5 separate regions of the Homo sapiens genome follow, and all the other regions are linked to region 2. Evidence: chromatin contacts called from ENCODE Hi-C or POLR2A ChIA-PET data. All regions are on one chromosome and are shown on one strand. The core of a region is the stretch at or near the end of the contact, and the rest is flanking DNA. Distances in the headings are between cores, read along the strand shown.

Region 1 (5,688 bases), core at 2,560-5,059, 280 kb before region 2:
CATAATAGTATAATATTCTGAGCTATGTTGCAAACCTCCATTTCATGCCTGAAATTTGATGTAACTGTTTTAACTGAATGCTGCCTAGAGACTGGAAAAAATAAATCCAACTGTGGCATCAGTCCAATTCCAATAATATCTCAAAGACAGAGGCAGGATTAACAGTGCAGATAATGTATTCCTTGAAAATTGAGTTGAATTTCTAATAGTTAAATATGTGTTTCTGAGCAACAGAAGGAGGAAACAGTTTATAAATGTCTGAATGAACATCCCAAAACCAGAAATATCCACATCTATATTTTGTACTAAAATTTGTCTCAATTGTAAAATTGGAGAATGCTTACCAAGAAATGGTTTGAATTTCTAACTGGTATTGTAGGGTTTTAATTTTTTTTTCAAATCCTTATTTGGTTTATCAAATTAACATTTTATTTCTAAAACATTACAGGTTAGAAGAATTACAATTTCAATCCCTTGGCACCATGATAGCACCTATGACTAGCTGAGGGAGTGGTATGTGAAGTCTATTGTGAAAAGTAAAAGTCATGCTGGGCACTGTGGCTCATGCTTGTAGTCCCAGACATGCAGGAGGATTGCTTGAGCCTAGTTCAAGACCAGTCTGGGCAATGCAGCAAGTCTGCATCTCTTTAAAAAATAAATAAATAAATAGTATAGGTCCCCAGTCACAGAATACAAATTGTGAAAGTTTTGTAACAAACAACAGGAAAAAAACAAAATTAGTATAAATGATTTTAAAATAAGGGCCAAAAGTAAATGGAGCAAGTTAATATTGCTGTCATAAAAGCTGCCTTTAAAAAAAAGCCCAAATCAAGGCAGAGGTTGCAATGAGCAGAGATCATGCCACTACACTCCAACCTGGGCAACATACACAAAAAAACCCAAATCATTGGTGACACGTGATTTTGATTGGTATGAAATTTTAAAAGTGACTCAAAAACGTGGTTTATTTGTTGAAAAACCAACCTTGGAATTTAAGCAACTCAAGTCACATTTTAAAATTTGTTCTATGCACAGTGATACAAAAGACACCTATTTGAAAAATTTCATTTATTCTCATTTTCAGCAGAGATTAAAAAAAAACTATCAAAATTTTTATGTTTTGGTAGTGATGATCTTTTGTGAAGTTTATCTGATTTGATCATAGGTTTTGTTTATAGTTAATATAACATGCTACAGCCAGTAACCATGTTTGGTTTTAAATCTGTCTTGTTACAGTGTGAATAGTCACTGTAGGCTGGGTGCAATGGCTCATGCCTGTAATCCCAGCACTTTGGGAGGCCAAGGTGGGCAAATCACGAGGTCAAAAGATCAAGACCATCCTGGCCAACATGGTGAAACCCCATCTCTACTAAAAATACAAAAGTTAGCTGGGCATGGTGGCAGGCACCTGTAGTCCCAGCTACTCAGGAGGCTGAGGCAGGAGAATCGCTTGAACTTTGGAGGCGGAGGTTTCAGTGAGCCGAGATTGTGCCACTGCACTCCAGCCTGGGCAACACAGCGAGGCTCCATCTCAAGAAAAAAAAAAAAAAATAGGCTGGGCGCAGTGGCTCATGCCTGTAATCCCACCATTTTGGGAGGTCGAGGCGGGCGGATCACGAGGTCAGGAGATCGAGACCATCCTGGCTAACATGGTGAAACCCCATCTCTACTAAAAATACAAAAAAAATTAGCCGGGCATGGTGGCAGGTGCCTGTAGTCCCAGCTACTCGGGAGGCTGAGGCAGGAGAATGGCGTGAACCTGGGAGGCGGAGCTTGCAGTGAGCCGAGATCGCGCCACTGCACTCCAGCCTGGGCGACAGAGCGAGACTCTGTCTCAAAAAAAAAAAAAAGTCACTGTAAACTGAATGAGTTCAAGGGCACTCCCAAACCTACTTATCCTGCCTTCCCCTCCTCACTTACTGACACCAGCCTTCACCCAAGATGAGTTTCTCAGCAGTTTCTCAGCGGTCTCTTTCTTGCTCTTCTTGCCTCTGTTCAGATACTCTCCCCAGGCGCTTTATGAGCCCTGTACTCAGGATATTGTGATGTTCCTTGTTGTGATGTTGTGCAACCAGAACTACATCCGAAACCCATATTTGGTGGCCAAACTGGTAGAAGTCATGTTTATGACCAACCCTGCTGTTCAGCCACGAACCCAGAAGTTTTTTGAAATGATTGAGAACCATCCTCTCTCCACCAAGTTGTTGGTACCTTCCCTGATGAAGTTTTATACAGGTAGGTTGCTGGAACACAGTGTAGCACATGGCAGGCCAACTTAGGTAAGGTCATCTAAAGCTAGTGGACGACGTTGCTCTAAGCCTGTTACCTAATATCCTGCTACCTGTGTGTATAGCCTACTAACCTGTGGCCTGCAGAGGATGTACTTTTGGTTCTTCTTGCCCTGAGTAGTTAGGAATAGGACAACCATTCCACCTACTGGTCTCTGATGATTCAGCAGGAACTACTGAAAGTCAGATGATTGGCACCGAGACCCAGGGTATCAAGAGCACAAGTTGGTAGTGTTATCTGAATGGAATTATCTGGTTCATTTTACCTTTGAACTTACAGCATTTGTTTTTTAACACTATCCTATAACCCACTTTCCAAAGTGTGGGTGAAACAGGGAGCTTGTTAAAAATGCATATTCTTGGTCCGGGTGCGGTGGCTCATGCCTGTAATCCCAGCACTTTGGGAGGCCGAGGCGGGCGGATCACAAGGTCAGGAGTTCAAGACCAGCCTGGCCAGTATGGTGAAACCCCATCTCTACTAAAAATAGAAAAAAAAATTAAATTAGCCGGGCATGGTTGCAGGTGCCTGTAGTCCCAGGGCGGTTGAGGGAGGAGAATTGCTTGAACCCGGGAGGCAGAAGTTGCAGTGAGCCGAGATCCCGCCACTGTATTCCAGCCTGGGCAAGAGAACAAGACTCCGTCTCAAATAATAATAATAATAATAATAATAATAATAATAATACCACTTTTCACCTGTCAAATTTATTTCTTAAGTTGAAAATACCTGGTACAAACATGGTTGTGGAGAAGTAAGCTAACCTGCAAAAAAACCTGCTTAATCTACCCTATAGCCAGTGTGCAGATTTAGTGCTATGAAACTCTCATGAGAATGCAAATTTAAAGCCTTTCTGAAAGGCAGTTTAGCAGCCCACACCAAGAGCCTTAAAAATGCTTTTATCGGGGCCAGGTGCGGTGGCTCATACCTGTAATCCCAGCACTTTGGGAGGCCGAGGCGGGTGGATCACCTGAGATCAGGAATTTGTGACCAGCCTGGCCAACATGGAGAAACCCCGTCTCTACTAAAAATACAAAAATTAGCTGGGTGTGGCGGGCGGCGCCTGTCATCCCAGCTACTCAGGAGGCCGAGGCACGAGAATCGAGTGAACCTAGGAGGCAGAGGTTGCATTGAACTGAGATCACACCAGTGTGCTCCAGCCTAGGAGAAAGGGCAAGACTCCGTCTCAAAAAAGAAAAAAAAAAAGCACTGGGATAACAAATAGTAGGTGCAGGAAGTAGCCATCTTCTATCCCTCAGTCTGGGGACCCAAGGGAAGAGCCTGGGGATCTCAGAACCCAGCTGCCCTGATGAGGGCTTGGACGGAGCTAGGACCCAGTCCTCTGTGGAAGGCCCTTGGCCAGTAGGTGCTGGTGTCTCTCTCGGGGGTTGTGCACGGTTGCTAGCTCTGGGGGTACGAGACAAAGCTGAAAATTGGAACCAACTGCTACTGCTGACAGTAAGTGCAAGGTCCTAAGTCCCTTGTTTCTCCTTCAGTTTTCCAGTTCTCCTGCAGCACCCCCTATTGGCAACCCTAGAGAGGGCGGGCTGCCAAAGGAAAGATTCTGCAGTGCCAGCCCCAGAATCACAAAGCCAACTACAAAGAGTGCATGTGGGCTGGGCACGGTGACTCCAGCTAATAATCCTAGCACTTTAGGAGGCCAAGGTGGGAGGATTGTTTGAGCCTAAGAGTTGGAGACCAGCCTGGGCAACATGGCGAGACCCCATCTCTACGAAAAATTTAAAAATTAGATGCCTGTTGTCCCAGCTACTAAGGAGGCAGAGGTGGGAGGAAGGCTTGAGCCCAGGAGTTCAAGGCTGCAGTGAGCTATGATCTTGCTGCTGCGTTCCAGCCTGTGAAACAAAGCAAGACCCTGTTTCTAAAAAAAAAAAAAAAAAAAAAAAAAAAAGGGTAAAAAGACTGGGTTTCGGCCAGGCACAGTAGCTTACACTTGTAATCCCAGCACTTTGGGAGGCCAAGGCAGTGGATCACCTGAGGTCAGGAGTTCGAGACTAGCCTGACCAAAATGGTGAATCCTAGTCTCTACTAAAAGTAAAAGGCCGGGCGTGGTGGCTCACGCCTGTAATCCCAGCATTTTGGAAGACTGAGGTGGGTGGATCACAAGGTCAAGAGATCGAGATGAGCCTCGCCAACATGGTGAAACCCCGTCTCTACTAAAAATACAAAAATTAGGCCTGGCACAGTGGCTCACGCTGTAATCCCAGCACTTTGGGAGGCTGAGGTGGGCGAATCACCTGAGGTCGGGAGTTCAAAACCAGCCTGACCAACATGGTGAAACCCTGTCTCTACTAAAAATACAAAATTAGCCTGGCATGGTGGCACATGCCTGTAATCCCAGCTACTTGGGAGGCTGAGGCAGGAGAATCACTTGAACCCGCGAGGCAGAGGTTACGGTGAGCCAAGATCGCGCCATTGTAATCCAGCCTGGGCAACAAGAGCAAAACTCCGTCTCAAAAACAAAAATTAGCTGGACATGGTGGCATGTGCCTGTAGTCCCAGCTACTCGGGAGGCTGAGGCAGGAGAATCTCTTGAACCCGGGAGGCAGAGGTTGCAATGAGCCAAGATCGCGCTACTGCACTTCAGCCTGGTGACAGAGCAAGACTTCATCTCAAAAACAAAACAAAAAACAAAACAAAACAAAATTAGCCGGGTGACGCATGCGTGTAATCCCAGCAACTTGAGAAGCTGAGGCAGGAGAATAGCTTGAACCCGGGAGGTGGAGGTTGTAGTTAGCCGAGATCTAAAAAAATTTTAAAAAAAAAGAGTGGATTTGGAGCTACGAGACAACAGCTGAATAGCTATACTCTGACATAAGAATTTAATTTCTTGAAATTTATTCAATGGAAATAATTACGAATGTTTGTAAGTGATGTTCTCCACAGCATTATTTATAAAGCAGTGCAGTGAAAATAATAAAAACAACTGGCCGGGCTCAGTGACTCACGCCTGTAATCCCAGCACTTTGGGAGGCTGAGGCAGGAGGATCACCTGAGGTCAGGAGTTGGAGGCTTAGTCTGGCCAAAATGGTGAAACCCCGTCTCTACTAAAAATACAAAAAAATTTAGCTGGGCGTAGTGGTGCACACCTATAGTCCCAGCTTCTCTGGAGTCTAAGGCAGATGAATCACTTGAATCAGGGAGGCAGAGGTTGCAGTGAGCCAAGATCGTGCCATTGCACTCCAGCCTGGGCTACAAGAGCAAATCTCCATCTCAAAAAAAAAAAAAAGGAATGTAGGGAAGGACATATACCAAAATAGTAACAGCGCATTGGTTATTTTTGAATGGTAGCATTATAAATAGTTTTTATTTTTATTTTATTATCTGAACTTCTTAATTTTTCTACAGTAAACATGTATTGTTAGTAGTAAAGACAAAACAATTTTA
Region 2 (5,133 bases), core at 2,237-4,736:
GAAACACTGCGGAAGGCCGCAGGGACCTCTGCCTAGGAAAGCCAGGTATTGTCCAAGGTTTCTCCCCATGTGATAGTCTGAAATATGGCCTCGTGGGAGGGAAAGACCTGACCGTCCCCCAGCCCGACACCCGTAAAGGGTCTGTGCTGAGGAGGATTAGTAAAAGAGGAAGGAACGCCTCTTGCAGTTGAGACGAGAGGAAGGCATCTGTCTCCTGCCCGTCCCTGGGCAATGGAATGTCTCAGTATAAAACCCGATTGTATGTTCCATCTACTGAGATAGGGGAAAACCGCCTTAGGGCTGGAGGTGGGACAGGCGGGCAGCAATACTGCTCTTCAAGGCATTGAGATGTTTATGTGTACACATATCTAAAGCACAGCACTTAATTCTTTACCTTATCTATGGTGCAGAGACCTTTGTTCAAGTGTTTATCTGCTGACCTTCTCTCCACTATTATCCTATGATCCTGCCACATCCCCCTCTCCGAGAAACACCCAAGAATGATCAATAAATACTAAGGGAATTCAGGCCGGCGGGATCCTCCATATGCTGAACGCTGGTCCCCTGGGCCCCCTTATTTCTTTCTCTATACTTTGTCTCTGTGTCTTTTTCTTTTCCAAGTCTCTCGTTCCACCTAACGAGAAACACCCACAGGTGTGGAGGGGCAACCCACCCCTTCAAGTTTCGCTCTTGTTTGCCCAGGCTGGAGTGCAATGCACGATCTCAGCTCACCGCAAAACCTCCGCCTCCCAGGTTCAAGCGATTCTCCTGCCTCAGCCTCCCGAGTAGCTGGGATTACAGGCATGCACCACTACGCCTGGCTAATTTTGTATTTTTAGTAGAGACAGGGTTTCTCCATGTTGAGGCTGGTCTCGAACTCCTGACCTCAGGTGATCCGCCTGCCTCGGCCTCCCAAAGTGCTGGGATTATAGGCGTGAGCCACCACGCCCGGCTGAACTAAATATTTATGGAACCCTCCTTAATGCAGATGAAAAGGATTAAAGAAACCCACCAAGGTCTTTGTCTTATTTATGGTGAGGGCAGTGGATAAACCGGAAACTCGGAAACCAGCCTAATAATCAAATCTGGTCTCTATCACTTCCCAGTAGTTTAGCCTTGGGCAGAGTTCTTTCACCTGTTTCCTCATGTAAAATGGGGCTAACAGCACCTACTTTTGAGGGCAGATGAGATATTAAATGAGTGCCTAGAGCGAGGACAAGTGCAAAGTGCTCAGTGTCATGGCAACATTGCCAGCGGGCATCCCTGGCCTTGCTTCACGCTGTAGTGCAACACTGACATCTAGTGGCCAGATTATAGGGCTACTTCTTCATCAAGTAAGTTTCAACCAAATATTAATATATCCTTTTTTCATTATTTTTTTTAGAGACAGTGTCTCCCTCTGTCACCCTGGCTGGAAAACAGTGGGGCAATCACGGCTCACCATAGCCTTGAACTGGGCTCAAGTGATCCTCCTGCCTTGGTCTCCCTAAGTGTTGGGATTACAGGCTTGAACCACCACACCCAGTTCCATTTTCTGTAATGAATACCTCAACCCTCGACCTATTTCTCAGACCTTTTTTTTTGAGACAGAGTCTCGCTCTGTTGCCCAGGCTGGAGTGCTATGGTGCGATCTCAGCTCACTGCAACCTTCACCTCCCGGGTTCAAGCAATCCTCCTGCCTTAGCCTCCCAAGTGCTAGGATTACAAGCATGTGCCACCATGTCTGGCTAATTTTTGTATTTTTTGGTAGAGACAGGGTTTCATCATGTTGGCCAGGCTGGTCTTGAACTCCTCACCTCAAGTGATCTACCTGCCTCGGCCTCCCAAAGTGCAGGAATTACAGGTATGAGCCACTGCTCCTAGCCTCTGAGGCTCTTAAGTGCCTCTGTATTGCACACATGTCACTGGAATACTGTTCTTTAATCCTGGGAAGCAACTGCTTTAAAATGAGGGAACACACAGGTACAAAGCACAGGAACTTCCTGGGACGAATTGTTACAATTTCTTTAGCTCTTATGTGAGGCAATTGTTTAAAACCTGACACCTGCCCTGTGAAGTTGGAACTACTGTCCCCAGTTGATAAATAAGGGACATGAAGCTTGGCCACGTCCTGTGACTTGCTTGGGGTCACCAGGCTCAAGGGAGGGAGCTGGGCTTTGCAGCCACAGTGTGCTCTAAATGGGGCTGCTCACCAACCAGCGACCGGCCTTCTCTCCTGCTGCAGGCTTGGTCTCACTCTGGATGGCCTGCCCTGCCCAGCCCCATGCTGCCCATTAGGGGAATCCGTCAGAGGCTTGCCCTGCTTGGGCAGGAGGACTGTCCAGGTAGACTGGGATGCCCACAGAGAGCAGTGGACAGAGGCGAGAAGTGCCTGTCATTTCCAGATGCCACCCACTGAGCAGATGCAGAGGAAAGTCCTCAGAAGGCTGATTCCTCCAAAAAGCTTTGATCTGGGTTTCAGCCCCTGGCAAGCTTAGGGAACTTGAGGGACGTCCCTGGGAAAGGAAGACAAGGAGTGGCTTTATGTGCTTTCCTTCGTTCTGAAAGTAGCACCTGCTTGTGACAAATGCAGAATACAGAAATATAGGCAATAAAAAATAATAAAACAAAAACCTAGAAATACAGGCAGGGCATGGTGGCTCACACCTGTAATTCCAGCACTTTGGGAGGCTGAGGTGGGATGATTGTTTGAAGCCAGGAGTTTGATACCAGCCTGGGCAACATAGTGAGACCTGGTCTCTACAAAAAATAAAAATTAGCCAGGTGCGCTGATGCAGGCTTGTGGTCCCAGCTACTTGGGAGGCTGAAGTGGGAGGATCACCTGAGCCCAGGAGGTGGAGGTTACAGTGAGTCTTGGTGGTGCCACTGCACTCCAGCCTGGGCGGCAGAGTGAGACCCTGCCTCTCAAAAAACTACAATAAAAACAAACCAAAATTGGGTTTGATGGTCTCACTTCATCGTTAACATAAAGGAAAAACAGTAACACTTGTGTCAGAACTATACTCCTGCCAATGGCAACAACGCAGTTCCTGTTCCACTCGCTGAATGAGGTCACGGGTCGTTCACTCATTGTAGTCTTTGTGACGCTATTGTTGGTGATAGAATGATAAAGTTGATGGTCGATTTTGCAAGATACACCTGAGGTACAGGTGCATGGAGCTCCTGATAATGTGTACTGCGTTACATGATCTGTAAATCGTGGGCTACGCATCCTCTACACCCGACTGGAACACGCTTTGCACCTATGCGCACACGTGTTTCGCGGAGAGTGGTGCTCAGCGTTGTGCCAGGCGCTGAATCAGGCTCTGGGGTGCAGCAGTGACCTCGGTGGTCATGTCCCCGCGTCGCCCGGCCACCTCCGCAGAGCAAGCTGAGCAGGGGGCTGGCTGGAGGCCGACGGCGGAATCCCCTCAACGGAGCGCCGCCAGGGGGCGCGCGAGGCAGGGCGGAGCTGCGTACTTTGTCCGCCCGCGCGGCCCGTCGCTCGCGCCGCGGCGGGAAAATCCGACCTGGCCGCGCACCACCGCCCCTTCTCGGCCCTCCTGCGTTTGCCCAGGGTCGGCCCGCAGTGATGGAGGAGGAGGCGGAGACCGAGGAGCAGCAGCGATTCTCTTACCAACAGGTACAGGAAAACGGGGGTCGGGCTGGGCTGGGGCAGGACGGCGTCGAGTTTCTGGACAGAAAAGTACCCGGCAGCCCCCGGCGGCTTCTCATCGGCACCCCGCCCCCGGGCGCCCCCCGCGGCTGCGCATGCGTTGGCTTAACTGCCGCGGGTGGTGCTGGGAGGCGGTTTCCGCGGCAACGCGGCTGGACCCTGGCCTGCGCTGGCTGGGGAGGAAGCGGTTCTAGGGGAGCGTGCGGGCGCCGGGGTCCGGCGGCGAGAGGCCACCTTCTGGCCTTGCGATGAATCCTCGGTTTCCCCTTCTCAGATGGGGTTTTCGTGAGGGTACAACGTCGGCATTAGACATTCCAGGTGACGCCCGTACGCGGTGGGCGGTTCGGGCCGGAGCTCTGGAACGCTGGCCCTGGAGGCGTCGACCCCTCGTTACTGATGCAGGGACGCGGTGCGGACCAGTCAGGCCCAGAGCTCGTCCTTAGATGTGGGTTCGAATCTCTGCCCCGCCAACTTGTGATCGTATCGACTCGGCCCAGACGCAATTTTCTTCTCTGCAAAATCGTCATAAGAATAATCACTTGTCAGGGTAGCTGCGGGCATCCCATTCGTTCCTTTCATCAGCGCCGGGCATATGGGGCGTCAGAGGCTGAGAACGTTGCCGTGAAGAGGCTTAAAAGCAAGACCCGGAGTGGCGACCTTAAAGAGGACGGACTGAAGAAACGCGGGAATGAGCTCCAGACGCGGGAGTTTCCTCTCTACAAAGTTACACTGCAGCAGCTGTCTACCCTGCCCCTTGTCTTTTGAGAAGTTCAAACCTTCAGAAAAGTTGCAAGAACACGGTACAGAATGCCCAGATGCCCGTCACCTTGATTCACCACTAGTTAGCATTTTGCTCTGTTTGCTCCCATGCTTCCCTCCCAGCCCCGCGATTGGAGAATTAATTGCAGATATTTTGACACTTCGCCTTTACATTTTAATTCTTTAGTACACATCTCCCAAAAACAAGGCATTGGCTGGGCGCGGTGGCTCACGCCTGTAATTCCAGCACTTTGGGAGGCCGAGGTGGGCAGATCACTTGAGGTCAGGAGTTCGAGACCAGACTGGCCAACATGGAAACCCCCTCTCAACTAAAAGTACAAAAATTAGCCGAGTGTGGTGGCAGGTGCCTGTAATCCCAGCTACTCGGGACGTTGAGGCAGGGGAATCGCTTGAACCCGGGAGGCGGAGGTTGCAGTGAGCCGAGATCGCACCATTGCACTCCAGCCTGGGTGACAGAGCGAGACTCCATCTCAGAAAAAAAAAAAAAAAAGGCATTCTCCTACTACATCATTTCAATAAATTGTCCCACTCAGGAAGTGGGACAATTAATTTTGATAAAACTCTATTGAATGTGCATTGTCAAGTGCCCCCACTTGTCCTAAAGATGTTTCTTTTAACTGTCTTTTTTCCTTCATCCAGGATTCAGTTAAGGATGGTGCATTGCATTTAGTCATCTTTGGTCCTGCCTACCCTGTTTT
Region 3 (5,454 bases), core at 1,697-4,196, 370 kb before region 2:
TTCTTGGTTCATAGATACCTGTTTTCTCACTGTGTCCTCACTTGGAGGAAGGAGCAAAGGAGCCCCCTGGGCTTTCTTTTATAAGGGCATTAATCCGCAGGTCATCAGGGGTTCCGCCCTCAGGACCTCATCACATCCCAAAGGCCCCATCTCCTAATTTCATCAGCGACCCTCCCACCTCAGCCTCCCGAGTAACTGGGACCACAGGTGTTTACAACCGTGCATGGCTTTTATTTATTTATTTATTTATTTATTTTGAGTCGGAGTCTCTCTCTGTTGCCCAGGCTGGAGTGCAGTGGCGCGATCTCGGCTCGCTGCAAGCTCCACCTCCCAGGTTCACGCCATTCTCCTGCCTCAGCCTCCCAAGTAGCTGGGACTACAGGCATGCACCACCATGCCCGGCTAATTTTTTTGTATTTTTAGTAGAGACGGGGTTTCACTGTGGTAGCCAGGGTAGTCTCGATCTCCTGACCTCGTGATCCACCCGCCTCAGCCTCCCAAAGTCCTGGGATTACAGGCGTGAGCCACTGCGCCTGGCCTATTTATTTTTTATTTAATTTTTTTGAGATGGAATTTTGCTCGTCGCCCAGGCTGGAGTGCAGTGGCACAATCAAGTTCTGGGGTATATGGGCTGGATGTGTAAGTTTGTTACATAGGTAAGCGTGTACCGTGGTGGTTTGCTGCACCTATCAACCCATCACTTAGTAACTGAGTCCAGCATGCATTAGCTATTTTTCTTAATGCTCTCCCTACCCGCTGCATGGCTGATTTTGAAAACTTTTTTTTTTTGAGACAAGGTCTTGCTATGTCACCCAGGCTAGAGTGCAGGAGTGCAGTGGCGTGATCACGGCTCACTTGCAGCCTCGACCTTTCGGGCTCAAGTGATCCTCCCACCTCAGCCTTCTAAGTATCTGTGACCACAGGTGTTGCCACCATGCCTGGCTAATTCTTTTATTATTTGTAGACAAGGCCTCGCTATGTTGCCCAGGCTGGTCTTGAATTCCTGGGTTCAAGTGATCCTCCTGCCTTGGCCTCCCAAAGTGCTGGGATTACAGGTGTGAACCACCATGTCCATCTGATATTGAATCTTTAGATAACTCATTTTCCTTCATCAAATCTTTTTTTGTTGTTGGGGTAGTAATTAGAAATATTAGATTTTTTTTAAAAAAAAAGACAGGATTTTTGACACATAAACATTTATTTCCATATTCTTTTTTTAATTTTTATTTTTGTAAGCTATTTTATTTCTTCCATGATGATTTAGAGGGACTATCTTCAAACCAATACAAATATTTTGTAAGTAATATCTGGCTGTTTTCTAACCAATTGAGTAATTTGTTGCACAGTAAGCCACCTCACATCTTTCAGCAAGAAATACATTAAATTTGAATAGTAAAGACATGGCATAATGAATTAGGACACAATTAAAATTTGCTTTAAATAGTTCTTTGGGCGAGGGGACACCACACTTCTACTCAATGAAGAGAAACATTTTGACAGTTCAGAGGTCTTTTATTTTTTTCACACCTCTTATGCCATGAATTCATAGGTAATAGGTTCCAGCAGCTCAGGCTTCTTCCCATTGGTTCTCACACAGTGTGCTTCTCTGGTACCTTTCTCTTTGGCTTTCTTCTTTTTCTGATCATTTTCCTTCATGAGTTTTAGGAAATGATGCTGGCCTTTAGAGCGCTTAATGTGCTCAATATGCATATTAATTCTCTTGGCAAGACTGTTGCCATTGTTCATTTACTACAATGCCAGCAGCATGCTGGGTAACATTGTAGACTCTTCCAGTCTAGCCATGGTAACACTTGCGGGGCATTTTTTTTGGAACAGTACCCATTCCCTTGGTGTCTGTAATATTATCTTTCTCCTTTTTTTTTTTTTTTTTTTGAGATGGAGTTTTGCTCTTGTTGCCCAGGCTGGAGTGCAGTGGTGTAATCTTGGCTCACTGCAAGCTCCACCTCCCGGGTTCAAGCGATTCTCCTGCCTCAGCCTCCCGAGTAGCTGGGATTACAGGCATGCACCACCATGCCCAGCTAATTTTTGTATTTTTAATAGAGATGGGGTTTCTCCATGTTGGTCAGGCTGGGCTTGAACTCCGGACCTCAGGGGATCCACCTGCCTCGGCCTCCCAAAGTGCTGAGATTACAGGTGTGAGCCACCGCACCCGGCGTGTTTTTACTTTGAACAGATGTCCTTGTGCCAAAAGGTTTGGTGATTTCTAGTTTAGGGAAACATGAATAAAGCATCTTTTGGCTTGAAATGTTATGATTAGAATGGGTTGTGAGTGGGAGAATTTTAATGAATGCCAATTGGAACAAATGCTTGTGAAAATGTCTCGTAGGCCACCTTTTCATCATTTTTTCTTTTCTTTTCTTTTCTTTTCTTTCCTTCTTTTTCTTTTCTTTCCTTTCTTTATTCTGAGACAAGATCTCACTGTTTCCCAGGCTGGAGTGCACTGGCAGCATCATAGCTCACTGTAGCCTTGAACTCCTGGGCTCCGGTGATCCTCCTGTCTTAGCCTCCTGAGTAGCTAGGACTACAGGCGTGTGCTGCCACACCCAGCTAATTTAAAAAATTTTTTTTGTAGCGATGGGGTCTCGTTATGTTGCCCAAGCTGGTTTCCAACTCCTGGCTTCAAGCCTTCCTCCACCACACCCAGCCAACATGGGGCAAAAGTTACCAGAATCAGTTTTATGGAATAGTGTTAGAAGTAGTGAATGCTGGCCAGGCGCAGTGGCTCATGCCTGTAATCCCAGCACTTTGGGAGGCCAAGGTGGGCAGATCACTTGAGATGAGGAGTTTGAGACCAGCCTGGTCAACATGGTGAAACCCTGTCTTTACTAAAAATACAAAAATTAGCTGGGTGTGGTAGCACGTGCCCGTAGTCCCAGCTACTTGGGAGGCTGAGGCAGGAGAATCACTTGAAGCTGGGGATGGAGGTTGCAGTGAGCTGAGATTGCATCACTGCATTCCAGCCTGGATGACAGAGTAAGACTCTGTCTCAAAAAAACAAAACAAAACAAAACAAAACCAGAAGTAGAAGTAGTAGATGCTTAGTCATCTACGTTAATCTTGTCTGTTGAACCAAGTAGGATCAAAGATGAGAATGGAGACCATACCATCCACTTCTATCCCCTGGGATGTTTTTGGTTATAAAGGGCATAAAGTTTCTGCAGCAGGAAACCTTCTTTAAATAACAGAATGCAGTTAAAATTATTCTACACTCAGCATGTTTCTCTGCCATGTAATGTTTGGCAGTTTTAGGCTCTTGATCTTTTTGGTTTCTCTTGCTCCTAATTTCACAATTAGATGACACGTGAGATGCTTTTTAGTGCTTTTGTACACACTCGTATTATTTAGATAAAGCAGAACCCTACACAAAGGGGAAACTGAGCCTAAGAGGAAGATTAAAAGAGCAAAGGGATGGAGAAAACTGCTAGGCTGAAATTATTTTTTTAAAAAAGACTATTTACTGTGTGTCAAGTAAACACTTTTCATTTGTTCAGCAAATATTTACCGAGTGCTCTCTGGGAGTTAGGTACTGTCATAGTTGCTGGGAATACAGCGGTGAATAAACTAGACCAAATCCCTGCTCTCTTGGAGCTTGTATTGTACTGGGTGGGGATAAACTATAAGCTGATAAATACATACTAATTCTAGTTGTTTGTTATATTACCTTTATTTCTGATGACTATTTTATAAGATAAGAAATATTTTGTCACTTTCTTATAAATGGGGAAATCGAGGCTCAGAGAGATAACCCAGCTGGAAACAGGTGCAGCTGGGATCCTGGCCAGCGCTAGCTACGCGATTGCTCATTGTGTAGAGGGCTTGAGAAGATGGGGCCTGGGGTAGCACTTCACTCACCCATTGCACATGGTCTGGTCTCTGTTTCACTTTCAGGTGGACTGCTTCATTCATTTATTCATGAGACAAGGCCTCACTCTGCCACCCAGGCTGGAGTGCAGTGGCACATTCATGGCTCACTGCAGCCTCAGCCTCCCCAGCCCACCTCAGCCTCCTGAGTAGCTGGGACTACAGGCATGTGCCACCACACCTGGCTCATTTTTGTATTTTTTTTTTTCTGTAGAGATGGGGTTTTGCCACACTGATCTTGAATTCCTGGGCTCTGGTGATTGGCCCGCCTCAGCCTTCCAAAATGCTGGGATTACAGGTGTGAGCCACCACACCTGGCCCCTTATTATTCTAATTTGAAGTAATAATATTAATATTTTAAGTATTATGGGTGACTTAAGAAAACACTTTAATTAGGCAGTTTTATGCCTTTGGTCCTTAGTTCTCACCAGCTGGCAGAATGGGGTTAGGCGTGTTTAACGTTCTTCATGTTATCAATTAGATGCAAAAAACACAATTAACAATTTTTGTTACAGTTTATAAAATTCCTTGTATTTTAAAAAAGATATAATTACTGCCTGGCTTTGGAGAATTAAAGGGTCGCAACCTTTTTTTTCTCCCTGAGAAAATACCATTTACAGTCTTTTCTCTTTTTTTTTTTTTTTTTTGAGACAGAGTGTCTGTTGCCCAGGCTGGAGTGCAGTGGCGTGATCATGACTCACTGCAGCCCCAAACTACTGCACTCAAGCGCTTCTCCTGCCTGAGCCTCCTGAGTAGGCACACACCACCATGCCAGGCTAATTTTTTGATTTTTTTTTAGAGATGGAGTCTTGCTGTGTTCCCCAGGCTGGTTTCTAACTGCTGAGCTCAAGCAGTCCTCCCCAGGGAGGTTGAGGCTGCAGTGAGTTGAAATCGTGTTACTGTACTCCAACCTGGCTGACAGAACAAGACCCTGTCTCACAGAAAAAAAAAAAAAAGAAAGAAAAAAGAAAAATGTATTTTGCTAGTAATTGCTAGAAGTTGGCCTTTGTAAGTATTTTGTGCTTTATTTTTGAGATATTTACTCACCTGGGAAAGTTCTCAAGGAGGAGGAAGGTGACTTGCCTTGCCTGCATTCCGGTGGCAGGGAAGCAAGCATGGGAGGCAGTGGAGGGTATGTAGGTAAAGAGAGGAGAAGGAACAGCTGGACTGTCGGATGTGGGGTGACCTTCTCAGGTCATGTCCACACAAGGACTCTTGTGAGAGTAAAAGGGTCTCTGTTACAATTAAAGTGGGAGTGCCAGGAGTACCCTGGGCTGAGGCCAGGAGCCGACATGGATGATCCCCTTCTAGAGGTGACGTGTTTGAGCTGTAGCGGAGTGCTTGGGTAAAAGCACTAGATACTTTAGGGTTTTGATTTGGGAGTAAGTCCTGGACATAGTCATGATATTCTTTGGAGAAGAAATGTGGTTAATCAATCAAGCTTTTTGTAACTGTTGAGTAAACATTTTTTGAGTTGGATAAGTAACCTGGAAAGTGAAGCAGAAAATGATTGGAAAAATGAGATTGCAGGGTGACCGTGCCATTCTACCCCCGTCTGTTTCCACTCTGTCA
Region 4 (5,518 bases), core at 1,987-4,486, 360 kb before region 2:
GGCTGGGCATGGTGCTTCATGCCCATAATCCTAGTACTCTGGGAGGCCAAGGTGGGAGGATCACTTGGGGCCAGGAGGTTGAGACCAGCCTGGGCAACATAGTGAGACCTCGTCTCTGTCAAAAATTAAAAAAAATTAATTAGCTGGACATGGTGGTTTGCACCTGTAGTGTTAGATACTTAGGAGGCCGAGGTGGGAAGATTACTTGAGCCCAGGAGTTCAAGGCTGCAGTGAGCTATGATTGAAATACTGCACTCCAGCTTGGGTGACAGAGAGACTCTCTCTAAAATGAAGTGTAATATGCTTACCGTAAATTCGCCATGTCAGCCAAGGAGGTGTGATAAACAGAGATGGTAAGGGAACTAACATACAGTATATACGTATTTATGTATGTATTTATGTATGTATGAATTAGAGGTGGGTTGTCACTGCTTTGCTCAGGCTGGTCTTGAACTCCTAGGCTCAAGCGATTACCCCCACCTCACCCTCCCAAGTAGCTGAGACTATAGGCAGGCACCGCTGAACCTGGCCAAAATACAGTTGTTAAAAACTCAAGTGATAGAGCTTGTAGGAATACTGGTAGAGCGAGTTATTCTCTCAGAAGAGTACTTTTGCTGAAGGCATATTGAGTTGTTAAACTCTGGTTTGGTTATGAATAATGTCATTCTCTGGCAGAATTGTGTTTCTGCTGATTAGTTATAGAATGCCCTTTTCCCCTCATGTTGTAGATTCGACGGAGGCGCCTTGCACGACTTGCTGGTGGACAGACCTCTCAGCCAACCACCCCACTCACCTCTCCCCAGAGGGAGAACCCTCCGGGGCCTCCCATAGCGGCATCAGCCCCAGGACCCTCTCAGAGTCTTGGTCTCAATGTCCACAACATGACCCCAGCTACCTCCCCAATAGGTGCATCAGGTAAGCCCAAGCTTCATACCTGGGACTCTTTTGTAATTCTTCTTAGCTTTTTGTTAAGCTGATGGTTGTGATGTTTCCAGAACAGATTAAAATGAAGCAGACATCAGCTCTTTAAAATCCTCCAAGCAGTAGTTTAAATATCATTGCAATGTGTTGTGTTATCGCTTTTTTTTTTATTGCAATCTGTTAAACCAATTGCTTTTCTTTCCATAACTTCCATCTTTTTTTTTTTCAAACAGGTTTAGGTATTATCTCTGATGACAAGATGATTAAGACTGAATTTGGTTCTGCTGATTTTATGAATTTGGTTGATGGTTTTAAGATAAAATAATCTGAAAATGCAAGATTAAAATAATGGTCAAAATGAACACCTCTAATTGCAGATTTCCTCGTCTTCATTCTGCATTGGCACAGAACTTTTTCTTTAACTTTTCAGAGGATAAAACTACCTGATAGGATGTTTAGAACTATCTCATTAAAAAGTAAAAGTTTATTTCTTTATAATAAATGAGCTGATGCTTGATATCCAGGACTGTCTTTGTTGGGAAATGATATTTCTCATACTGTGTATTTGAAAATATCTCTCTTTTGTCTGTGAACTTTTCTATCAAATATAGTATTATTGTCATATAATAATAATTACTATTTTATAATTAGGATTCTAGTTGCGTAAAGGGGGTGCTAAGAGAACTGCATTGATCATAATATCATCTAATAATTTGATAGCCTTCTGAATCATCTGTCTTCTTGATCTAGAATCGTGTCAATTAAAAGTATTTGCAGAGTTTTTGTTGCTGTACTTCTCGTTAGGTATCAGTGTAGACTATAGATATATATAAATGTTTATACCTAATGTGGTTCAACCAAAACATCTGTTAGTAATAAAGAAGATCCTTGCCTATAATGTTTCCTCTGTATGTCTCTGAGAAGCTCTGATGGTCTTCTGGTAGGATTGATGGGTTCAGGATTCCAAATGTGATTTTCCTTGGACACAGTACTGACAACAGTGCTCTTTGCCTCACCCTGGTCAGGCCATACCTGGAATGCTGGAATCTGTCCTGGAGAGAACCTCTCTCACTTTGTCTTACTTGCTTATTTAAACCAGGATCTTGGTTAAATCCCATTCCCCACCTACACTGGAATAAGGCTATAGAAAAACTCAGAACCATTTGAACTAATTGAAAACTTTTGAAATGTCTGTCTCATTTCGAATTCATGATTACATGGCTGGGTGTGGTTGCTCATGCCTGTAATCCCAGCACTTTGGGAAGCCAAGGTGGGTGGATCAGTTGAGGTCAGGAGTTTGAGATCAGCCTAGCCAACATGGTGAAAGCCCGTCTCACAAAAAAAATACAAAAAGCCGGGTGTGGTGCTACCTGCCTGTAATTCCAACTACAAGAGAGGCTGAGGCATGAGAATTGCTTAAACCCGGGAGGTGGAGGTTGCAATGAGCCAAGATTGCGCTACTGCACTCCAACCTGGTGATGGCGTGAGATTCTGTCTCAAAAACAACAACAACAACAACAACAACATCAAATTCATGATCACAAACTCGGGTAGACCCTTGATACTGGCAGGCTGTTGCACCATGCTTCCCAGTTCACTCACTCTGCTGATCTGTTTCATACCTTCTCGAGTGTGCAGTACCTCATTCTCCATGCTCACTCTCTCAGCTAGTGGCCTGGCTTCCCATTTCTTTCTTTCTATTTTTTTTTTTTTTTTTTTTTTTTGGAGATGAGGTCTCACTGGGTTGCCCAGGCTGGAGCATGGTGGCTGTTCATAGGCGTGATCCTAGTGCACTACAGCTTAAAACTCCCAGGCTCAGATGATCCGTCTGCTTCAGTCTCTCATGTAGCTGGGACTATAGGCATGTGCCACCACACCTAACTCTGGCCTCATATTTCATTGAGAAAACAGATGCAGGCAGAACCTAGGCAGGGAACCTCCATCAGCCTCAGTCATCACATCCATCTGCCTACCTGTATGTGCGCCTGGTTCTTGTTATGCACAAATTGTCCCTGCTGCTGTTGAAGCTTGGACCCTAGATCCCATCTCCCTTCAGTTACTCAGCCTTCACTCCAGCAGTTCCTTTCTCTCTCTTGCTTCATCAGATTTTCCATCTCATATGGCCTTTTTTTTTTTAACAGCCTATATAATGCCATTACTTTTCCCATCATGGGAATGAACAAAAGGAACTCTCTTGATCTAATTCCCCCTGCCAGCTTCTCCCCCACATCTCTGCACCAAAACCTTTGCAGCAGAACTTCCGGAATGAGTTGCCTGTCCTCTCCATCCCCTTCTGCCCTTGCACTCTTTGCTGAATCAACTGCAGTCAGGCGAGGGTTCCCGTGGTTGCTCTGTGGTTGCTCTGAGTCACTGTCTGGTCTGACCCATCAGCCTCATTAGACATGGCTTTCACCCACTTCTCCTGGAAACACGTTTTTCTTTTGGCTTCCAGAACAGCACATTCTCCTGGTTTTCATGCATTCTCTGTATCTGTTCCTTCTTCACTCTTTGCCTGGTTCCTTTTCATTTCCCTGACTTCTAAATGTTAGGATTCAAGGGCTCAATATTTAACCTCTTGTCCTTTCCATCCAGCTTTATTCTCTTACTGTTGTCATCCAGTGTCCTGGCTTTAATTACCCTCATTTGATGATTCCTAAGCTTTTATCTCCAACGTGGACCTGCTCCTTGAACCTCAGATTGACACATCCAGCGCTTTACCTGACATCTCTGCTTGGATGTCTAACAGGCATGTCACAGCTAGCATGCCCCAAATCAAGCTTTGCTGTTGCCTCACATTTTATCTTCTCCCAGGTTTCCATCTCAATAAATGACAATTCATGTTTTCTAGACCTGGATTGGCAAACTCTTTCTGTTAAGGGCCAGATAGTAAATATTTTTGGCTTTGGAGGCTGTGAGGTTAGAACTGTTTATCTCTGCTTCTGTAGCACAAAAGCAGCCATAGAACATATGTAAATGAGCAAGTGTAACTGTGTTCCAGTAAAACTTCACTTACAAAAACAGGCAGTAGCCCAGATTTGGCCTGTGGACTAGAGCTTGCTTGGCCCTGCTCTAGACCTGTCAGAAAACTAGAAGCAGACCAGATTCTCACCACCTGTTTCTTCTCATCACCTCCACCGCTATTACCCAGGTCCAAGGCACCAGCATCTCTTGCCTGGATTTCTGGAACAGCCTCCTAACTGGTCATCTCATGCCCACCCTTGCTTCACTTGAGTCTGTTCTCAGTGTAGAGCCAGAGGGGCCCCACTAAAGCATAAGTGCAACACTGTGTAACAGCCCATATGCTGTTATCACAAACTAACAGAAAGGCTTGGGCATTCCCTAAACGGTTAGTTCTTGCCCGGGTACCTCTATGCTAAGTAGTCCTGATTATGTTTCTCACATAGTCATCATTATTCATAATCACAAACAGTTGGATATTATTAGCCATACTTTGGTGGGTTGAATAAACAGATTTTCATGATTTCCTAAATAAGTGAAAAAACAAACAGAAAATCTCTCTTAAGACAGGTTACATCTATTCTCTGTTCAGGCCAGGTGCAGTGGCTCATGCCTGTAATCATAATACTTTGGGAAGCCAAGGTGGGAGGATCCCTTGAGCCTAGGAGTTCGAGACCAGCCTGGGCGACATAGCAAAACCCCGTCTCTACAAAAAATTAGCGGGGCGTGATGGTGCACACATGTAGTCCCAGTTACTCGGGAGGCTGAGGTGGGACGATTGCTTGAGCCCAGGAGGTGGAGGTTGCCGTGAGCTGTGATCACACCACTGCATTCCAGCCTGGGCAACAGAGCAAGACCCTGTCTCAAAAAAGAGAAAAAGAAATTTCAAGAAAATATGATAGCTGTCCGTTAAAGAGTTTAAAAAGCTGGCATGAGGAAGGTGATGGCTTGTGTTTATTTTCTGTGGTCCTGGAAGTTAGACATAGGTCTAATGGGTAGATTTATTATCCACCGAATGTGATTGAGAGATTTTTGTTCCAGACTCAAAAAGTGCTTCTTTCTTTCTTTCTTTTTTTTTTTTTTTTTGAGACAGTCTCACTCTGTTGCCTAGGCTGGAGTGCAATGACGTGATCTTGGCTCACTGTAACCTTTGTCTCCTGGTTTTAAGCAACTCTCCTGCCTCAGCCTCCTAAGTAGCTGGATTACAGGTGCCCACCACCATGCCTAGCTAATTTTTGTATTTTTAGTAGAGATGGGGTTTCGCCATGTTGGCCAGGCTGGTCTCGAACTCCTGACCTCAGGTGATCCACCTGCCTCGGCCTCCCAAAATGCTGAGATTACACACGTGAGCTACCACGCCTGGCCAAGAAGTGCTAACAGAGACAAACACTGGGTGGGGTGCCACCCATGGTAAAAAGTCCTTCATCCAGGAGTGCTTGGCAGCAGTCATTTGGTGGCCCTCTTAGTTGGGCTGTTTTCAGTTGCAAGTAACTAAAGCAAGGATTGAGAAGCTGTAGGGGGTCCTTCCACTTCCAGTTGCTTCTCCCATCTGCAGTCCCAGCCTTTTTTTTTTTTTTTTTTTTTTGAGATGGAGTTTCGCTCTTGTCACCCAGGCTGGAGTGCAATGGCATGATCTCGA
Region 5 (5,665 bases), core at 749-3,248, 260 kb before region 2:
AATTTTTGTATTTTTAGTAGCGACGGGGTTTCACCATGTTGGCCAGGGTGGTCTCGATCTCGACCTCGTGATTCGCCCACCTTGGCTTCGCAAAGTGCTGGGATTACACGCGTGAGCCACCACGCCCGGCAGATGGTGACTTCTTTTATCATTGAGGAAGCAGAGTTAAATAAGGCACCAACATCACCTGGCTGGAAGTCTCAAAGAGCTCCGATGCTGAAAGGATGAAACTTCAGTTATCTGGGACATGTGGCAGGCGGTTCTGTCATTCCCTAAGCATGTTGGGTTTATCACGCACTTTCCAGTTATGTGCTTGGCGCTTTGCTGAGCTGATGACCAGGACCGAGCCTTACTCAGCGTCTGTTCGATGTGTCCTAGGATCAGCAGCAGGCTCGTCAGTCTCAGCTTGCTCAGGATGAGCGTGTGTCCCGCTCTTACCTCGCCCTGGCCACCGAAACCGTGGACATGTTCCACATCCTCACGAAGCAGGTCCAGAAGCCCTTCCTCAGACCGGTGAGTAGAAACCCGGGGCTCTGTTTGGTGGTTTGGACTCCACATTCAGACTCTCTCACTTATAACTTTAGCAGTTGTTGAAGTTCTGGAAATTTTAGGATCACAGTCATCAATAAGTGAAATTCTGTGACTGATTTTGTTCCCAGTTATGCTAATTGATACCAGACTCTGTTGATGGACTGAAGAGCAGATGTCTGATGTCACCACATAGTCTACAGCCACTTCCAAATGCCTTACTGCACTTTGTGCTTAGACAGTACATTGGATTATTCATGTTGATGTCATGACATATTTTTACCATTATTGATTCCTATATTTTACTTATAGAAAAAGCATAAGGTGCCGGGTGCGGTGGCTCACGCCTGTAATCCCAGCACTTTGGGAGCCCAAGGCGGGCAGATCACGAGGTCAGGAGATGGAGACCATCCTGGCTAACACAGTGAAACCCCATCTCTACTAAAAGTACAAAAAATTAGCTGGGCGTGGTGGTGGGCACCTGTAGTCCCAGCTACTCAGGAGGCTGAGGCAGGAGAATGGCGTGAACCCGGGAGGCAGAGCTGGCAGTGAGCCGAGATGGTGCCACTGCACTCCAGCCTGGGCGACAGAGTGAGACTCCATCTCAAAAAAAAAAAAAAAAGAAGAAGAAAAAGCATAAGGTAACAGCTGTTGACAATGGAAGGATATTAAGTAGAATAATTGAGACCGTGTAAAATCTTTGGCTCTCTTAGCTGTACCTTTGTTACACTCAGGAAGCCAAAGGTTAATGGGAGCCGGCCATCACTAGGGTTTATGGTGGATTGCAAATAGTCAGAATGTTTGTTCTCAACTAGTAAGACCTGGTTCCTATTTCTAAAATTGAAACTGAGCAGCATCACTGAAGATTTCTGCCCTGCTTCAGCCACCCCCACCACAAAGTTGAAAAGTTTTATGGTGTGGCCAGGACAAGGGTAGTGAGGAAGGCAAGACGGGGACCTAAGATTCGGTAGCCATTTGCCTATGTGGAGACATGTTTACTTTACAATGGAATATGACGTTACTGCATATTTCCCCTGATTTTCTGTATTTGCTCTTACCTTCGTTATGTGACTCTCTGTTATGTGACTCCTGTCATCAGCAGAGGCACTATTGCCACTCCCTGGCCTGGGGACAACTCTTTTCCACTCTTTTAACTTTCCACCTCATGTCTCTTCATAAACAGATTTCAGTGCAAGAGCCATGGAACACGAAACAAAACAGCTCAGACACTGGCCTCCCTTAAAAGTTTGCAAAGTGCAAGGCCATGGAGCATGAAACAAAACAGCTCACTGGCCAGACACTGGCCTCCCTTCAAGGTTTGCAGAATTCTGTGAAGGCCAGATAGTAAATAGTTGATTAATTCCTTTGTAACAAGGTCAACACCCACCTATTTTGTACACTTGTTGGGAAGACTAAGCGAAAACACACATAGAAGTACCTGGCATAAGGCCAAGCACGGTGGCTCATGCCTGTAATCCCAGCACTTTGAGAGGCCAAGAAGGGTGGATCACCTGAGGTCAGGAGTTCCAGACCAGCCTGGCCAACATGGCGAAACCCCGTCTCTACTAAAAATACAAAAATTAGCCAGGCGTGGTAGTGCATGCCTGTAATCCCAGCTACTTGGGAAGCTGTGGCAGGAGAATCACTTGAACCCAAAAGGCAGAGGTCGCAGTGAGCCGAGATCACGCCACTCCAACCTGGGTAACAGAGCAAGACTCTTCTCAAAAATAAATAAATAAATTTATTTTAAGGCCTGCTCATAGACCTGAGCCATCTGTACACTGTAGCCCTGTTCTTTTGGCCCCAGCCTGTGCCTGTGCCTGCTGTGATGTTTTCATTTCCTTTGCTACACTATTTACTATCTGGCCTTTGCAGACAAAGTGTAAAGGCATTTCATTTTGCAAACCTTTAAGGTTTGCATTTTCACCTTCTTTACTGACTAGCTCAGATCTCTCCTACTTCAAACAGAATGACCAACTCTGTCCTGTTATGACTCTTTTATTTCACAGCTTCTCAACAGTGAAATACAGGAGTACTCTGTGCAAAAGCAAATTCTTGAAAAGCTAAGTATATGTTGAATTTGTATAAATCCAGTTATTACATTTCATGAAAACCTTGTGACTTAAAGGAATGCTTTCGTGACTCCCTTTTATGGCCAGTGTTTAATGCTCTCTAAGCCACATCTTCCTGTTTCAGGTTTGCTTAAAACCATGTATGCCCAACCGTAGTGGGTACTGAGTCACCTTGTGAGATTACAGCATAGATTATTACTATTTTCCAGGTGTTTCATTTAAGTTTACTCTGTCTCATTGACTAGATTTAAAACTATTCAAGGCATAACTTTTATCTTCTTTCCTTGCATTACTTTGTTATTTGTATCTGATAAGTACATAAGAATGACACAGACTGAACTGCCAGGGGCTTTTAACATTTATGGGGAAAAAAGTTTATGAAATACTGGCTGGAAGAGCTGACTCAAAACTTTTTTTGCTCAGATAATGGTAAGATTTGTATAATTTTCTCTCTTTTACTTGTTTCTCAATGAATTTGGAGTGATACTTTTTTTAATTAAAAGCATAAATGTAAAGAAAAGTTTGGCTTCTTTTGGTATTTATAAATAAATATTTCATCAGCCTGCAACATTCCATTAAGTATTAGAATTATCAGATCAGAAATGGGGAGTAAAGTTGAAATATAATGTTGTCTTTCTTCAGCTTATGATACACAGCACCTGTAAGGATTCTTTGAAGATTAATCCAACCAATTCCTGTTCCTCCACTGAAATGGGAGTTTTTGGTCCTTTTCACTTGTCTCAACAGCATGAATTGTCCTATTATCCTGTGATTTCCTAGGAGCTTGGACCCCGATTGGCTGCAATGCTGAACTTTAATCTTCAGCAACTTTGTGGCCCCAAGTGCCGTGACCTGAAAGTTGAAAACCCTGAGAAATACGGCTTTGAACCAAAGAAGCTGTTGGACCAACTGACGGATATTTACTTACAGCTGGACTGTGCTCGGTTCGCGAAAGCCATTGCTGACGACCAGGTCAGTGAGTTGAGTTGGTCTCTCTGTGAGTTTACTGGCAGATTTGGAGATAATAACCACAGTGGCCAGGGAACTCGTCTGGTGTAAATGAAGATGAGTGGGTTGTTTTCCTTTGAGTGTGAAGAGCAGATTTGGGCTGGGCGCGGTGGCTCAGGCCTGTAATCCCAACATTCTGGGAGGCCAAGGCAGGGGGATTGCTTGAGGCCAGACTGCAGTGAGCCGTGATTGCACCACCACACTCCAGAATGGGTGAGAGAGTGAGATCCTGTCTCAAAAACACGGTGGCTCACGCCTGTAATCCCAACACTTTGGGAGGTCGAGGCGGGCAGATCAAGAGGTCAGGAGTTTGAGACCAGCCTGGCTAACATGGTGAAACCCCATCTCTACTAAAGATACAAAAAATTACCTCAGTGTGGTGGTGCATGCCTGTAATCACAGCTACTCGGGAGGCTGAGGCAGGAGAATCGCTTGAACCCAGGAGGCAGAGGTTTCAGTGAGCTGAGATTGTGCCACTGCACTCCAGCCTGGGCAACAGGGTGAGACTCTGTCTCAAAATAAATAAATAAGTAAGTAAGTAAGTAAAAAACAAAAGTAAAGAGCAGGTTTGGCGCTCTGAGCCCTCTCCAGTTGAGTTCTTACCCCATCTTTTTAAGGGCCTTCTTGACAAATCCATTACATTTCTGAAAAGAGCCCGGTTTCTCAAGGGATCAGAATCTTCTTTCCTAGTCTCCTGCTAGAGTGCTGTTATTTTTGGGGTTGTCCAGATTAAAAATCTTGTGTGGTTTTCTTTACATTCTTCCCTCTCCTTTATTCCGTGGGTCTCCTGTGAGCAGATCTGTCTGTGTGTGCTTCATTTCCACAGCCACCGATTTAGGCTAAGCTGTCCCTGCGTGATCTTCTAGTCATCCCATAAAGGGCTGGCCCCCTCCATGGTCCGTTCTGCCTCATTTTCAACGTCCTCACAGCTAATGTTTATTAACTGTACACCTCATTTCACCCACTTTTCGTATCTCCACCCATTTAGTCCTCACAAAATCCTTTGAGGTAGGTTCTGTAAAGTCTTTGTTTTAAAGTGAGGAAAGAGGCACAGAGAGGTTAAATAGCTTGCTCGAGGTCACAGAGTTAGTGTGGGACAGAGGCATGATCCATGTCCAGGCAGCCTGGCCTTGAACCCATATCCTCAGTCTCTCTGCTGTCCACTTAAAATGCCCACAAAGAACCATGCTTGTCTCTGTGTCTCTGTCTTTGTTCACACTACTTATCCAAATACTATTCATGGCTCAAGTTAATCATCAGTAGGCATTCTAGAAGGTTCTTTACCCATATCTCATCCAAAGGAGTAATATTACAATAGAAGCATTGTAGGTACTTTTTTTTAATGACAGCTTTATTGAGCTATAACTCACATATGTAGGTGCTTTCTGATGTAGCAGGGGAAGTGGTCTTAACAAAGGATTTGCAGTGAAAAAATACATAGTCATGTGCTGTTTCTGTCGATGCTGGACCACAAAGACCATGTGGCCCCATCATATTATAATACCGTATTTTCACTGTACCTTTTCTGTGTTTAGAATACTCACCATTGTGTTACAACTGCCGACAGGATTCAGTACAGTCCCACACTGTACAGTTTTGTAGCCTAGGAGCAATAGGCTATACCATAGAGCCTCGACGTGGTGTAGGCCACGCCATCTAGGTTTGTGTAAGTAAATTCTATGATGTTTACACAGCAACGAAATTGCCTAACAAGACATTTCTCAGAGCGACACATGACTGTGTGTCTAAAGCAGTTTTATCATACAAAGTAGTGGCTCGTAAGAGGGTTAGGAAATTTTAGTTACTTGTAGATGTTAAAATATATACTGCTGGCCGAGCGCGGTGGCTCATGCCTGTAATCCCAGCACTTTGGGAGGCCGAGGCGGGTGGATCACAAGGTCAGGAGATCACGACCATCCTGGCTAACACGGTGAAACCCCGTCTCTACTAAAAAAAATACAAAAAAATTAGCCGGGCGTGGTGGCGGGCGCCTGTAGTCCCAGCTACTCGGGAGGCTGAGGCAGGAGAATGGCGTGAACCCAGGAGGCAGAGCTTGC

What was found. Hi-C counts contacts between places; a loop is a spot of excess contacts on that map. ChIA-PET counts read pairs that join two places held with the same protein, here RNA polymerase II (POLR2A). Pooled maps may share reads with other maps.
Region 1: a map of mammary epithelial cell shows a loop between it and region 2 (7-fold over the local background). The contact joins the enhancer-like site here to the promoter of CENPS in region 2. A Hi-C loop is called at or near these places in 1 of 168 maps with a recorded cell type or tissue (mammary epithelial cell) and 7 of 50 pooled maps. POLR2A ChIA-PET finds 5 or more read pairs at or near these places in 1 of 52 experiments (H1).
Region 3: a pooled map shows a loop between it and region 2 (2.5-fold over the local background). The contact joins the enhancer-like site here to the promoter of CENPS in region 2. A Hi-C loop is called at or near these places in 2 of 50 pooled maps. POLR2A ChIA-PET finds 5 or more read pairs at or near these places in 2 of 52 experiments (Panc1 and RWPE1).
Region 4: a loop to region 2 is called in a pooled map, with 4 times the contacts of the local background. The contact joins the enhancer-like site here to the promoter of CENPS in region 2. A Hi-C loop is called at or near these places in 2 of 50 pooled maps. POLR2A ChIA-PET finds 5 or more read pairs at or near these places in 2 of 52 experiments (A673 and RWPE1).
Region 5: a pooled map shows a loop between it and region 2 (11-fold over the local background). The contact joins the enhancer-like site here to the promoter of CENPS in region 2. A Hi-C loop is called at or near these places in 7 of 50 pooled maps. POLR2A ChIA-PET finds 5 or more read pairs at or near these places in 4 of 52 experiments (GM10248, H1, WTC11 and 1 more).

Annotation. Positions count from the first base shown.
Region 1 is chr1:10,149,327-10,155,014 of GRCh38, forward strand. It overlaps UBE4B (ubiquitination factor E4B), which reads left to right. Exons shown (of 28, transcript NM_001105562.3): 21 at 2,000-2,235. Among named protein-coding and RNA genes, the nearest start is that of KIF1B, 58 kb to the right of the region's middle. Within about 2 kb of position 3,810, at least 6 of the 41 ENCODE cell types and tissues checked have a DNase peak (open chromatin) inside an H3K27ac peak, as active enhancers do.
Region 2 is chr1:10,426,947-10,432,079 of GRCh38, forward strand. It overlaps CENPS (centromere protein S), which reads left to right and starts at 3,487. Exons shown (of 5, transcript NM_199294.3): 1 at 3,487-3,622. The coding sequence starts at 3,572. It overlaps CENPS-CORT (CENPS-CORT readthrough), which reads left to right and starts at 3,487. Exons shown (of 4, transcript NM_199006.3): 1 at 3,487-3,622. The coding sequence starts at 3,572. RefSeq lists enhancers at 1-171, 4,085-4,134 and silencers at 1,126-1,420, 3,585-3,834.
Region 3 is chr1:10,052,910-10,058,363 of GRCh38, forward strand. The region is part of intron 1 of UBE4B (ubiquitination factor E4B); the gene reads left to right. It also overlaps the pseudogene RPL21P21. Among named protein-coding and RNA genes, the nearest start is that of UBE4B, 23 kb to the left of the region's middle. Within about 2 kb of position 2,947, at least 5 of the 41 ENCODE cell types and tissues checked have a DNase peak (open chromatin) inside an H3K27ac peak, as active enhancers do.
Region 4 is chr1:10,071,300-10,076,817 of GRCh38, forward strand. UBE4B (ubiquitination factor E4B) reads left to right here. Exons shown (of 28, transcript NM_001105562.3): 2 at 729-915. Among named protein-coding and RNA genes, the nearest start is that of UBE4B, 41 kb to the left of the region's middle. Within about 2 kb of position 3,237, at least 12 of the 41 ENCODE cell types and tissues checked have a DNase peak (open chromatin) inside an H3K27ac peak, as active enhancers do.
Region 5 is chr1:10,167,758-10,173,422 of GRCh38, forward strand. UBE4B (ubiquitination factor E4B) reads left to right here. Exons shown (of 28, transcript NM_001105562.3): 24 at 379-513; 25 at 3,381-3,572. Among named protein-coding and RNA genes, the nearest start is that of KIF1B, 40 kb to the right of the region's middle. RefSeq lists an enhancer at 2,787-2,836. Within about 2 kb of position 1,999, at least 3 of the 41 ENCODE cell types and tissues checked have a DNase peak (open chromatin) inside an H3K27ac peak, as active enhancers do.